Regions from separate parts of the Mus musculus genome. Here region 1 is linked to region 2. A link is a loop called in an ENCODE intact Hi-C map of the cell type or tissue named here. Cell type or tissue: left cerebral cortex. All regions are shown on one strand. Links, peaks and the distances in the headings refer to the core of each region. The heading gives the core; the rest is flanking DNA.

Region 1 (6,169 bases), core at 1,435-5,434, 370 kb before region 2:
TTCTGTGGCCAAGATTCATTAATACACACTAGAGGTTCCAAGGTAAGAAACAAGAGAAATGCAGGGCAGACAGTTTTTCAGATGTTCCCATTGAAACACTGTCTCTCTAGTTCCCGTAAACACCTACCGCAGTGTTTTTGAAAAATCCAACATTATCTTTGGACCCTTCCACACTGTGGGCTCTCATGCCTTGCACCGTGTGTGTGTGTGTGTGTGTGTGTGTGTGTGTGTGTGTGTGTGTGTGTGCGTGTGTGTGTGTGTGAGAGAGAGAGAGAGAGAGAGAGAGAGAGAGAGAGAGGAAAGAGAAGAGAGAGAGAGAGGAGAGAGAGAGAGGAGAGAGAGAGAGAGAGAGAGAGAGAGAGAGAGAGAGAGAGAGAGAGAGAGAGCTAGTCCTACATCCACTATGTTCTGCAGGCTCAGTGGAGAACCACTAGGCATAACGAGAATAGTGGGGAAATGGGAGAGTCTGCCACCTGTTTTTTCAGACTCTTCCCAGATGAAAAAAAAAAAAAAAAAGAAAGAAAGAAAGAAAGTGAGGACATATATTCTTTCTTTGGGCCTAGGGTGACCTATTCCTACTCCTGCCTCTCACCTAGTGAATTAAAGCCTAATTCCCTCTGACCAACTCCATCAGTCTTCATGTTTCGAGCAGTTTGGGAAAATTGATCCAGATTGCCTTGCTCCCTTGTAGAGGGCCTCGGGAGCAGAAAAAGCCCTGGTCATCCTTCCTTCTGCTCATCTGGATTTCCTCACATGAAATTTCTAGGCTGCCCAAGAAGCTCGGGGGCAGTTTTCCACCATCACAATTTCTCTCCATGAACTTTATGGCTTCCATCTATCAAGTTGACTGGCCACACTTAGTCCTTCAAGACTTATCTTCTAACCAGGTAGTGGGTGAGGCTAAGATGTTCCTGGAGTCACTTTTCTTTGTGGGAATAAGTGTTTGACTTTAATGGGGGTTTAAAGGAGCACCAAGGAATTCCTCCTTAAAGCAGTGATCCCCAGACAGGGGATTTTGCTTCCAAGGAGCCTTTAATAATTCATGGAGACTGGTTTGGTTGTTCACAGTTGGGGTATGGTGTCAAGGTAGAGGCCAGAGATGCTGTTAAGCACCCACAATGACCAGAACATTACCCCACAGCAATGAGCTATCAGGTGCAAATCATCAATAGTGGATGAGGCTCAGAAACCACCTTAAAGAAATGACTGGCAGCAAAAATAAGACTCTCTGCCAAGCAAGCAAAGGAAAATATCTCCAGGCAGTTGAGAGTCATGCCATTCTTCAGTGCATAGTTATCTAGGTCTATTGTAACTCCCGGCAACAATGGCACAGTTCAAAATCTGTCAGCATTAGTTTTCAGCATGAAAAACTTGCTTTCAAATTACCTGGGAGTGCTCGGGCCCCACTCTTGCAGGAAGGACACCATCCCAACATTGGTAAGCTGTTTCTGAGCTGTTGCTTTTCTGAAACAAGTTTGTGAGCTTTCCGGAGTTCCTCCGTGAGGACATGAAACCAGAACCTGCCTCTGGCACCAGCCTATTGCCAGCCTACTTTTCTGAGTCACTTTTTTTTTTCAAGTGTGTGGTTCAATTCACACTAAATGTGTCTGTGTCACAAAGGATATCATCATGTGCTTCTATAAGCAGAGCCGGCATAATATTCCAATAGCCTTAGTAGATTGCAGCTTAAAATTTGGGAAAAATGATATATTTTGCAAATACATTCACACTAAAATTGAGTTATTTCGTGACCCTGAGCTGATGCTGCACATTTACACTTCAAACCTGGGGTGGAAACCCTGACAGCACCATTTGATGTTTACATGAAAATGGACTTCAAAGACTGATCCGTGTTTGTTCCTGCTCATTCTCTGGGCGCAGATTTCCCACAGAATGTGATTATACCTCTGATTACCTGTGCCTATTGTCAGGGCAGTTCCATCGAAAGCTTTTTTAGAAAGTAATAATTGTCTTTTGTTGATCAGGATAATAGTGCAGAGGGGCCGGCAGCACACGTGGGGCAGCCAGGCACAATACTGACAAGTAAGTGGCTGGGATAATTGAAAAACAGATCAAATCCACTGGACTTTTGTAATGAAATAAACTGTGAATAGAAGACTAAAATATCCTCAATGGCTGGATGTGTATTGTTACTTTGAAGCTTTTCCCAGCTACCACCATCGTGAAATCAGAGTGGACGCTAACACCCACTACTTTAAATAATTATTGGATTATTTTTTCTCATTATTTATCATTCAGCCTGTTCTGAACACCACCCCACTTGATGCCATAATTAGATCTCTGATAAACCTTTTGCAAAATAAATGGTTTTGCTTTTGTAGCAGCAGGGTTTGAAAACGGGGTTCTGAAGGTGGGGAAACAATTTGGTCTCCATTTTAGGTGCCTAGAAATGGATTTATATTTGAACATTGATCATGGCTTTAAGAAATATTTAATAAACTGCATATCTCTAATATTCTTGGAAATTATGGCATCAATTTATACAACAGTACCACTAAAAAGATGATTCCCGTTTTAAAGTCCTACTAAGTAAAGTGCTCAGTGAGTAACTATCACAAATGATAATTGGAGTGAGTGCATGTAAGTGAATAACTGTATGCCCGTTTGCTCATTGAGCCAGATGTCTATTCTTCCAAGAACTATTCTGGAAAATAAATAAGAAAACAAAGTCAGTACTTACCATGATACGAGATGATACCTAGGAACCTAGGAAGAGAACAAAGAGACAATATATTGTGTTGGTCCCTTTTTAAAAGAAGATGTGGGGGGGGAGTGGGTGTGTGTATGGGGGGGTGAGTGCAGGTGTCTGTGAAAGCTAGAAAGGGTTTCTGATCTCTTGGAATCAGACTTACTAGCAGTTTTTAAATGCTCAACAAGGGGACTAGAAATCAGACAGTTCCAGTGCCATCTCTCCAGCCTCTCTACAGATTTAAAAAGGGAGAAACACAAGTGTCATAAAAATGAAGGAATTGTCTTGAGTTTACACAGCTACAAGAGAAATTTGTCTCCAAATACTTAAGAGGCTAAGATGAACTTCTAGTGAATTGGTGTTAAGGAACTTTGGAGGGTTCCATGAGAAGCACCACAAAGGCCCACAAAATGAACTCAAGTTTATCAATTATTTGGTGTTCAAAAGCTCTTCTTAAGTCAAGGTCTTCCTTTCTGATCTCAAAATACCATTCGTTCTGCCTGCCCCTATTTTGAGCATGTCATTTTCTTTTCCTATTTAAACAAGAAAATCTCAATGGCTCTGCACAGCTTGGATAATGGAATAATTTCTGAGCCTAGTTTTCCAAGTTTCCTTCTGGCCCCTTGCCATCCATGCCCACTCATCATGAGTGCTCTACTCTGTAAAACACTTGTCTGGACCTAGAATACACCAGATTTCAGTCTCAGCATTTCCAAATCACCTGAAAGAATGTTTGTTGCTTGATCCTCTCATCTATCTCAAGCACAGATGCTAATGCATATCTTGGGTGTCCTGGCCTGTTGTCCCCTCTCTCACTCACAGGGCACTCCTAATTCTTCTCTTGGCCAGAGCATTAAGAGGTAGTAAGGACTTTGGGGTGGGGGGAGTGGTTATTAGGTCATAGAGTGGAATCCTTATTATTAAAAGCTGTGTGGTTTTGAAAGTACATTAGAGAAACTCACACTTCTCCAATATGTAAACACACAGGAGCCACATAGAACCAGAAAACAGGCATTTGCACATACTTGGTCTGCCTTGGTCTGGACTTGCGTGACTCAGGAGCTATCCACTCTGTCCTTTTCTCTCCTACTTTCCATCCTTTTGTTAAAGGACATGCCCAAATTCACCATCCAATTCATCTAGTAAAATTTTGATTTCTGAGCACATATGGTAGTAGACCTAAATACCTAGGAGGTATTTAGGTATTTAGAGGTTTACATAAGAGGTTGCCAATTGTTTGCTATAACATTTTGTGAGGATCACCTCCATTGTTTTGCCCTTGTGAGTTTATATCATTTTTCTTTATTACCACCAGGATGTGGTCAGGAAGGTACAGAATCGTCATGGAACATTCTCATCGGATCCATAAACCCACATCCAAAAGGTTCCCCTTGTTTTCTTTTCCCATCTATGAAATCAAACCTATTCTTTTATACATAAGATCTAATCAGAAGACATCTATTCTAGATTGTTTTCCTGTTGCTGTGTTAAGATGCTGAAGGTTTTATTTCAGCTTCAAAGGATGCCAGGGCAGGACACAAGGCTAGTACTAAAGCACAGACTATTGGGGTATGCTATTTAATAATTGCTTTCCCTGGCTTGCTCAACTACATTTCTTCTACAGCCCAGGCCCACTGGCATAGGGATGGCCCACAGTTCACTGGGCCCTCCCATATCAATCAGAAAAAAAAAAACAAAACAAAAAAAAAACCAAAAAACTAAAGACATGACCAATCTAATGGTGGCAACTCTTCCACTGAGATACCCTCTTCCAATATATGTCAAGGTTTATGTCATGTAGATTAAAAACTATGAAAATTTCTAACATAAAAGGTAAAAACAGAAAGAAAAATTAAAGATCTTAACCTTACTGTGGCTTGAATATTTTTTCCTCCAAAATTTATGTTTAAGTTTAATTCCCAATGTCACAATGTTAAGATATTAAACTTTTGAAAGATGGTTGATCTGAGGGAGTTTCATTCTAACATATGGAATGGCTTGAGGGACAAATTCTACCCTTCCTTCCTTTATGCCTTTCTGATTTATTCTGTGTGAAAACATTCAAGGAGGTGTCATTTTTAAAAGGGCGAGATATTTATATGATCTGAACAAAACCCACAAATTCACAGGGTCATTTCAGAAGCAAAGAACAGTTATGACCAGCTACAAAAACCCTCTGGCATCATGAACTTGAATGTCTCAGCCTCAAGAGTTTATCTCTCATTCAGAAATAAAGTTCTTCTCTTTAAAAAATTATTTAGCCTAAGATATCTTGTATGACAGTATGAACAGAGTCAAGAGAATTTGTTCAGTTTGAATAGATTCTTCAATATAGTAAACCTTTTCTCTTTTGAAAACCTTGAGCCATTCAAAGAAATAACACTTCTGTTATCCATCTACTATTTCTGCCATGGATATATAAGATCTTTTCTTGACCAGAAAGTGTTGAGAACCTCTGATTGAGCTGGCACATTGGAACCTTGTTCTTGGTAATAATAGCAAAGAAGAGTTAGAATAAGAAAGAATAGACTCTAGTCTAAAGATATAAAGAAGAGGAAAGCAGTAGATGTTCACAACGTAGTGTAGAGTTCTGAGAAAGTAGGTAGGTAGAAATCTCGTCTGTGGAATCTGATGAGGGAGCTAAAAGAAAACAATAGACAAATAGAAGAAAAAGAAAACAGAAATGCTCCCCAGTGGGGTTTTTCCATTAAAAAAAAAAAACTCAACTGTCACATCTAGCTGCACCAATGCTGCCCATGGGGTCCAGCTATACCTGTCAGGAGCTACTAGGAAACATGGAGAAAGACAGCGTGGAATGTGGTAACTCAAACTATAGACTGCATGCACATGTTGGATAGGAGGTTGACGCACACCATGCTGTGGACATAGAAGAAAATTTGCTATTAGAGTTTGGAGCCAAGAGATTCTCAATGCCCATGCCCATCAGTGTCTGGAAAAGTTACACAGGATAATGGGAAGTGCACAGAGAACTTGCTGGAGTATTGTGACCACCATCAGAAGAAAAGAAAAAGTAAGTGCAGAAGTACTGGCTTCTAAAAAAAGGAAGTATGAACAAAGGCAGATGGGATCCACACCTTCCAAAGCATCAGTCATAGAAAGTTCTAAGCAAACAAGCTGATTCCACAAACACAAGGTTCTGATTTGAATGGAAGATGATGCTAAGATCAGAGCATTATGGCCAAAAGTGTAATTCAGTAACAAAAGATCTCCTCACCAGGTGAACACACTGACTTGATGTCTGTGAACTGCTAATACTGGCAGGCAGTCTTCAACAAACACCTATAGAGACTGAACAAAAAGATAACCCAAGAACAGGGCTATTTTATTTCCCCTTTTTCAATGACTGAGATTCATGAATCCTTCCTTGGACCCTTCTTATTGGGACTTAATGTCTAGGGGCAGGATGGTACCCATAGGGAGACTGTCACTTCTCTGAGG
Region 2 (6,169 bases), core at 1,016-5,015:
ATCATAGAGGAAATAGTCCTACGTCGCTTAGTACGTCAGATAGTGCTGTGTATTTAAGATGAAACTGTGGGATCTGTTTTACATATTGAAAAAAACATTGTCAACTGCAAAATGCCATGATTTTTCTGTGAGCCCTAGTTCTTGTCCAGGCTTCACAGTCATGTTCTTAATCCTTGCTAACTGGAGTCTCTTGGTTGTAAGAATTAGAGCCATGTACAGAAGCATACCTTATATGTTGAGAAGACTAGAATCTTGTTACATGTGGCTAGGATTCAGTTCGTTCTAATTTGTGAGAGACTATTCTAGCAAGAGTGTCTCTGTTTGAATGTTGCAGTAAGGGTCAGGTGGGTGTGGCTTCACAGACGCTCCCTCAAAAATGGGTTTGTGATTAGAGCCACTGTGCTACAGGGTGGAGGACAGCTTTAATTATTTCATAACTGGCCAATGTGGGCAGTGTAGGCAGGTAGTTGGATACAGTGGAAAGGGTCATACCCTTCTCTGTTAAAGGGAGGCAAGAAATCTCTAGGGCTGGGCACAGAGGCAGAGCACAGAGCAGCCTCTTTCCAGTGACAAGGCTGCACAGCTGAGAACCGACTCCCCCAAATTAAGGGGCTGGAGATGCTGAGTTCTTAAAAGCGCTTGTTGCTCTTACAAAGGACCCACATTCAGTTCCCAGGCTCCGCAGAGGTGGCTCATCGCCATCTGTAATTCCAGGTCCAGAGGACCCAACACCTTCTGACGTTCACGTATATGGTATTTATGTTAAGCAAAACACTCATACATTAAATAGATGAATCCAAAACTAAAAATTAGAAAGGGAATACTCTCTCAAGGAAAAGGATGGGGAGATACGTGCTCAGTGTTAAAATTAACTAGACTAGATGCCAGAGATGCTTGCTGGGGGCCTGTCCGGGCCTGTGAAGGACTTGAAAAACTCCAATCATCAACAGCAACCGGCTTTCTAGGTGAGGAAACTGATGAGTGGTGACTAAGACCAGGTAAGGAGACAGGACTCAAGTGGTGCTTCTAGAAGGTGCTACTTTGATGCTTTGTGCTTGAGAAATATAGGTGACATTATGTCACTATAGAAATGGGTATCAACAGTCTTCCTATGAAACCCATACTTGAACATTTGAAAATGCTGACTCAGGATCTGTCCGCAAGAAAGAATGTCTGCGATAGAAAGAACACGTGACAATATATGGGTGCTTGTTTTTCTTTTACCTATTTTTGTTTGTTTGGTTTTTCAAGACAGGGTTTCACTGTGTAGCGTTGTCTGTTCTGGAACGCACTCTGTAGAGCAGGGTGGCTTCTAACTCAGAGACCTACTAGCCTTTGCTTCCCAAGTGCTGGAATTAAAGGAGTGAGCCACCATCACCTGGCTGCATTTTTTTAATTGAACTAATATCACATGTATAGATTGACACATCCGTACATAGGACTTCAGGAATTACGGAAAGTAGCGCCCTCTCTTGAGAACTGAGCTCTAGCACCTTTATGTTAGATGAGGAGGCTTGCTGATATACCTAAGGGTTTTCTTCTTAAATGGCTTTTAATTACTATTATTGTTTTTTATAATTTCACATGTACACTTTACAATAGTTGTATCACATCTAGAGAATGAAATTTGGTAGCCCTTCCCCCTGTCTTCTGGCTCTTAAATATTTCCTGTCCCCTCTTCTGCAGTGTTCCCTGCCTTAGAGGGAGTTGTGTAAGTGGCTTGATTAGGGATGGGCCCAGACTATCTCTTTATTTTCTGCATCCTGGGACAGCCATGAGTGTGAGCACACCACTGTTTATTGTAAGGAGGGGCTTCTCTTATTTAAGTCAGGAGACACTTGTCTATAGAAAACGGTTCGCTGCTATGTCTAGTTCACCATCAGAAGCGTGTTCCCCACATGAGTCTACCCTCCCCCCCCACCCCGCCCCTGTACCTCCATTGATTCCCAGGCTTACACTCTCAGGCGTTGGTTCACCACCTCTGGAGAAGGTTTAAGCCCACTTCTGAGGGCAGCCACCTTACCTAGTTTTAATCTAGACAAAATGCCTATAAGCTCCAAAGATGTTGCAGACTCACTGTTTATTTAAGAGACTAATAATAAATAGCAGCAAGTCTTGACTCCTTCAGCCTTTTGCTACAGTCTGCCAACATGAGACAAGCCAGTGATTAAGCAAGGCTTGTTCAGATATTGCAGTTCGAGTTTATATCCTGTGACATCTAATTCTCACTTAGTGTACATTTTGTTTTGAGATTCTGTTAGTATGAGCTCATCATTGTAAAGGACACTGTAAGATGTCGTATGTATTTTATTTCTAACTTTATTTTTGTGGTATTATACTGTTTATAATATGTGACTAATTTATAAGCAAGTGCTCTAACACTGTTGTAGTTACAGTTGGGACAGTGGTACACACCTTTAATTGCAGCACTTGGGAGGCAAAGGCAGGTGGGTCTCTAGGAGTTTGAGGCCAGCTTTGTCTACATAGTGTGTTCCAGGACAGCCAGAGCTACATAGTGAGACCCTGTCTCCCAAGGAGGTGGGTGGGGCATAATTTCTCCAGCATGTGCCTTGTTACTCTGTGTTGCAATGCTGCCATCTAGTGCATGCATAGAGCAATAACGCTGGTTTTCTTTCAACTGTGTCTCCTTTTTGTGCATTTTTTCGTAAGAAGACAGAATTTCTTAATAGTTACTATAAAATGTCTATTGGTTTTAAAGTATGTCTTCTCTGTTATTCAGTGCTTTGGATAATGCCTTTTAATAGTTTTCAACAAAGGTAGAGGCTTGCAAAGGATAGATTTTAAAAGCCAGTGAGCAGTTTTGTTAATGTACTTTCTGTCAGCTGGCTAATGGTGGCGCATGCCTTTAATTCCAGCACTGGGAGGCAGAGGCAGGCGGATCTCTGTGAGCTTGAGAGCAGCCTGTGTGTGTGTCAACTAGTTTAACTACACATACTTACAGCCTATTGTTTGGTCAGTGTCTCCAACACCAGTTATTTTACGGCCAACCATTAGCACAGCTTCCTTTGATTCGTAAGCACTCCATAAATCAAATGATTTCAACTTTGAAAGTAATCACCAAGCACGTGTGTGTGTGTGTTTATACTAATTCCCCAGGTGAGTTCTTATTCTGTGCTTCACACACTGTATTTTATACCCCCTTTTATTGCTCTGATTCTGGAATCTTTAGCCTTGAAGCAGCTATTTTTCCCTGTCCTGTCCACCTTTAGATTAGATACAGAAATGTCAAAAAAGTTAATAGGAGCAGCTTGGGTGTAGTATGAGCTAGTAGTTACTGCTATATTTACCTATTAAAATAATTTGCACTGGCAAGATGACTCAGCAAGTAAAGATATATGCTGCCAACCCTGGCAAGTGGAATTCAATTCCTGGGACCTACATGGTGTTAATTCTTAAAGATTATGGAACTCAATAGTCACAGTTCCTCTACAAAATTGTAAAGGAGAAAGATGTAATGTGATATATTAAAATACATTATTGGATATAATAGAGAAGCTATATTTTATCCAAATGACTTGAGTAGTAGCATGTCACTCTCGGATCAGTGGTTGTTCTGTGAATTTTTTTAATTTAGAAGAAATGTGTTCTTTTAACAGCCTATGGAAAGGAAGGTGTGAAGATGAACTTCATAGATCGCATCTTTATTGGCGAATTAACTAGCACAGTCATGTGTGAAGAATGTGCGAACGTATGTACCTAGAATTCACTTCATGGAATACACTACAGTCACATTGCTGTGTTGTGTTGCTTTATTTCTCAGGTATCACGGTGGTTATCAGAAGATAACAATAGCAAAATCATGGATGTGATCTAATAAATTGATGATAGACTTACTTTCAATAACAAGAAGTACTAATTCAAATTCCCAATATTTGCTTCATACACAAATAAAACCTCTTAAAGGACAGTAGTGGTGTCTCAGAAGTAACTAGTTTTGTGCAAGTGAACTGCCTTTCCTTTATAAAGCTTTGCTTGCCCAGGCTCTAAGACTTATAGTACATGAAACCCATTACTGCAGAAAGTAGAACTACACTGTTATGACAGTGGCCATCACTTAACTTCCCTGTAGAAACCCTATGGATAAAGGCTACAGGGATTCTGAGTAGAGTGTATTTCTCCTGTACTCAGCATGCTAGTCAGCTTTTCTAATCTAAAACAGCCAGTGATAATGACAGCAAAGAGTTTTCCTTCTACATGAAGTCTTGTCATTAAAAAAACCTTGGCACATGGCTATGCAATGATTTTCGTAATATCTGCCTTCCACTTCTAAGTGGCAAGCACACTTCTAAGTGTTTCTAAGTCCGTGTGTTTCTGTGCTGTGTAACTGTTTTTCCTCTTGACTTCCTTGTGAGGTCCTTAGGCTTTTCCTCACTCCATTCTGCTGTGTATGTGTAGCTCAGGCTTTGAACTGGAGTTCTCCTGTGTCAGCTTCCCGAGTGGTACATGTCAGATAAGCCTGGCTGAATGGATCAAATAGGTTAGCTTCTAGTTTAGACTGAGATGAGAGAGACATCTCTGAAACAAGTAATGGTCATAGTGCCCCGTCCTAAAATGTGGGGACAGAAAAAGACTATCACATTCGATTCGGGTTTTTGGGGTTTGTTTGTGTTATGTGATGTACAAAGGGTGTGTGTGTATGTGTGTAGAAACTCTTACTCTTCACTTAATCTTTGATTTTGAACTTCATATTTAAATGCCAACTTCAACAACGTAAAGCAGGCATGAACGTTTATAGATTTTTCAACTGCTTGTTAAGAAATATTTCTGAAAATGTGGTTGACTACAATAGATTAAACTTTTATCAGATTTTAATAAGAATAAAAATTTTCCAGGTCTTCTATCATCTCTAGTTTTAGAAAACAGGGATTATTGTATCTCCTCTTACTTATGACACTGAAACATAAAATGTGACTATAACTATTACTACATTTTATACAGCATTGGACAGAAATGCTGATTTCTCTCTTATACCAGTATCTTCTAAAACAGATTATCCTGAGAAATCGGTCAAATGCTTGTCTACTTTTTATTCCTAACACTTCATACAGTATTTTAACTTATAAGTTAAAGTTATAAGTTGTCTGAGAGGTTTGACTTGTTTTTCTCTTTAACAACAGTGTGCATCTATGCTAGAATTCTAACCGAATGTCTCCATCTTATTTTCCTTTAAGATCTCTACCATGAAGGATCCCTTCATTGATATCTCACTTCCTATCATAGAAGAAAGGGTAAGGAGGAGAAATCACAACATTCTCATAAAGAATATGCATCTATTCAATTATTTAAACATCTGTTGGCTTTATCTGTTACAGAGTCATGATTTACACAGAATTAGGTCTGTGTGGTGTGTTTGATACCAGGTTTGCGTATGTGTGCATGAAGTATATATATTTTCTTATTCCCGGGATTAAATCTTTTAACCTTGTATTTTGAAATTGTTAAGAAAATTACCCTTTTAAGTGGGCTGGAGAGATGGGTCAGCAGCTAAGAGCCCTGGCTGCTTTTCCATAGGACCCTGGTTAAGTTCCAAGCACCCTCACGACTTGTGAGCTGACAGCTGTGTGTAACTCCACTTCTAGTTCCAAGGTGAAATTCAGTACCCTCTTCTGGCCTCCGTGGGTCTGCATGCAAGTGGTGCACAACATCCATGCCATCAAAACACCCATACTAATAGAGGAATTTTAAAAATATATTTCTTAATAAGAAAATTTTCTTTTTATATTTCTAGTAAGTTACAAGTGTTAAAAAGAATTCATTCGCTGAAAATGTTTTATGTTACATGTGGCATAGGTTTCAAAACCTGTACTTTTGGGGAAAATGAGTAAATGCAGAAGTTTACAAGAAACAGACCAAGATCATAACAAGGGCACCGTGACTGTAGGAAATGCCCATCAACCCAGAGCTTCCAGGAAGCACTCCTCACCTAACGACAAGGCAAGTCAGGCTGTGGGGGGCTGCTGTGTTTTTAATACTTTCATTGTGAAAGAACGTTCTCAAGTAGAAACAGCAGTCTAAGAACACGCACCCTCCTGTTTCTCAGCTTTACAGTGCTCAGTTTACTGCTAGCCATGTTTCCACATACGTATTGCACCATGTCTTAGTTAGGGTTTTACTGCTGTGAACAGACACCATGACCAAGGCAAGTCTT

What was found. Hi-C counts contacts between places; a loop is a spot of excess contacts. Peaks named below come from ENCODE experiments on the same cell type or tissue, not always from the same donor. Only the 100,000 strongest peaks of a DNase experiment are listed, where the experiment ranks them.
Region 1: a loop joins it to region 2, with 3 times the contacts of the local background. A loop is called at or near these places in 10 of 42 quality-filtered maps.

The regions. Positions count from the first base shown.
Region 1 is chr4:21,442,482-21,448,650 of GRCm38, forward strand. No RefSeq gene overlaps it. Among named protein-coding and RNA genes, the nearest start is that of Prdm13, 240 kb to the right of the region's middle. In left cerebral cortex, for the core only: no CTCF peak of the experiment used is centred there; a DNase peak (open chromatin) is centred at 3,330.
Region 2 is chr4:21,811,690-21,817,858 of GRCm38, forward strand. Usp45 (ubiquitin specific petidase 45) reads left to right here. Exons shown (of 18, transcript NM_152825.2): 11 at 3,618-3,709; 12 at 5,193-5,249; 13 at 5,812-5,955. Among named protein-coding and RNA genes, the nearest start is that of Pnisr, 33 kb to the right of the region's middle. In left cerebral cortex, for the core only: a CTCF peak has its summit at 2,607 (motif pointing left); a DNase peak (open chromatin) is centred at 2,569.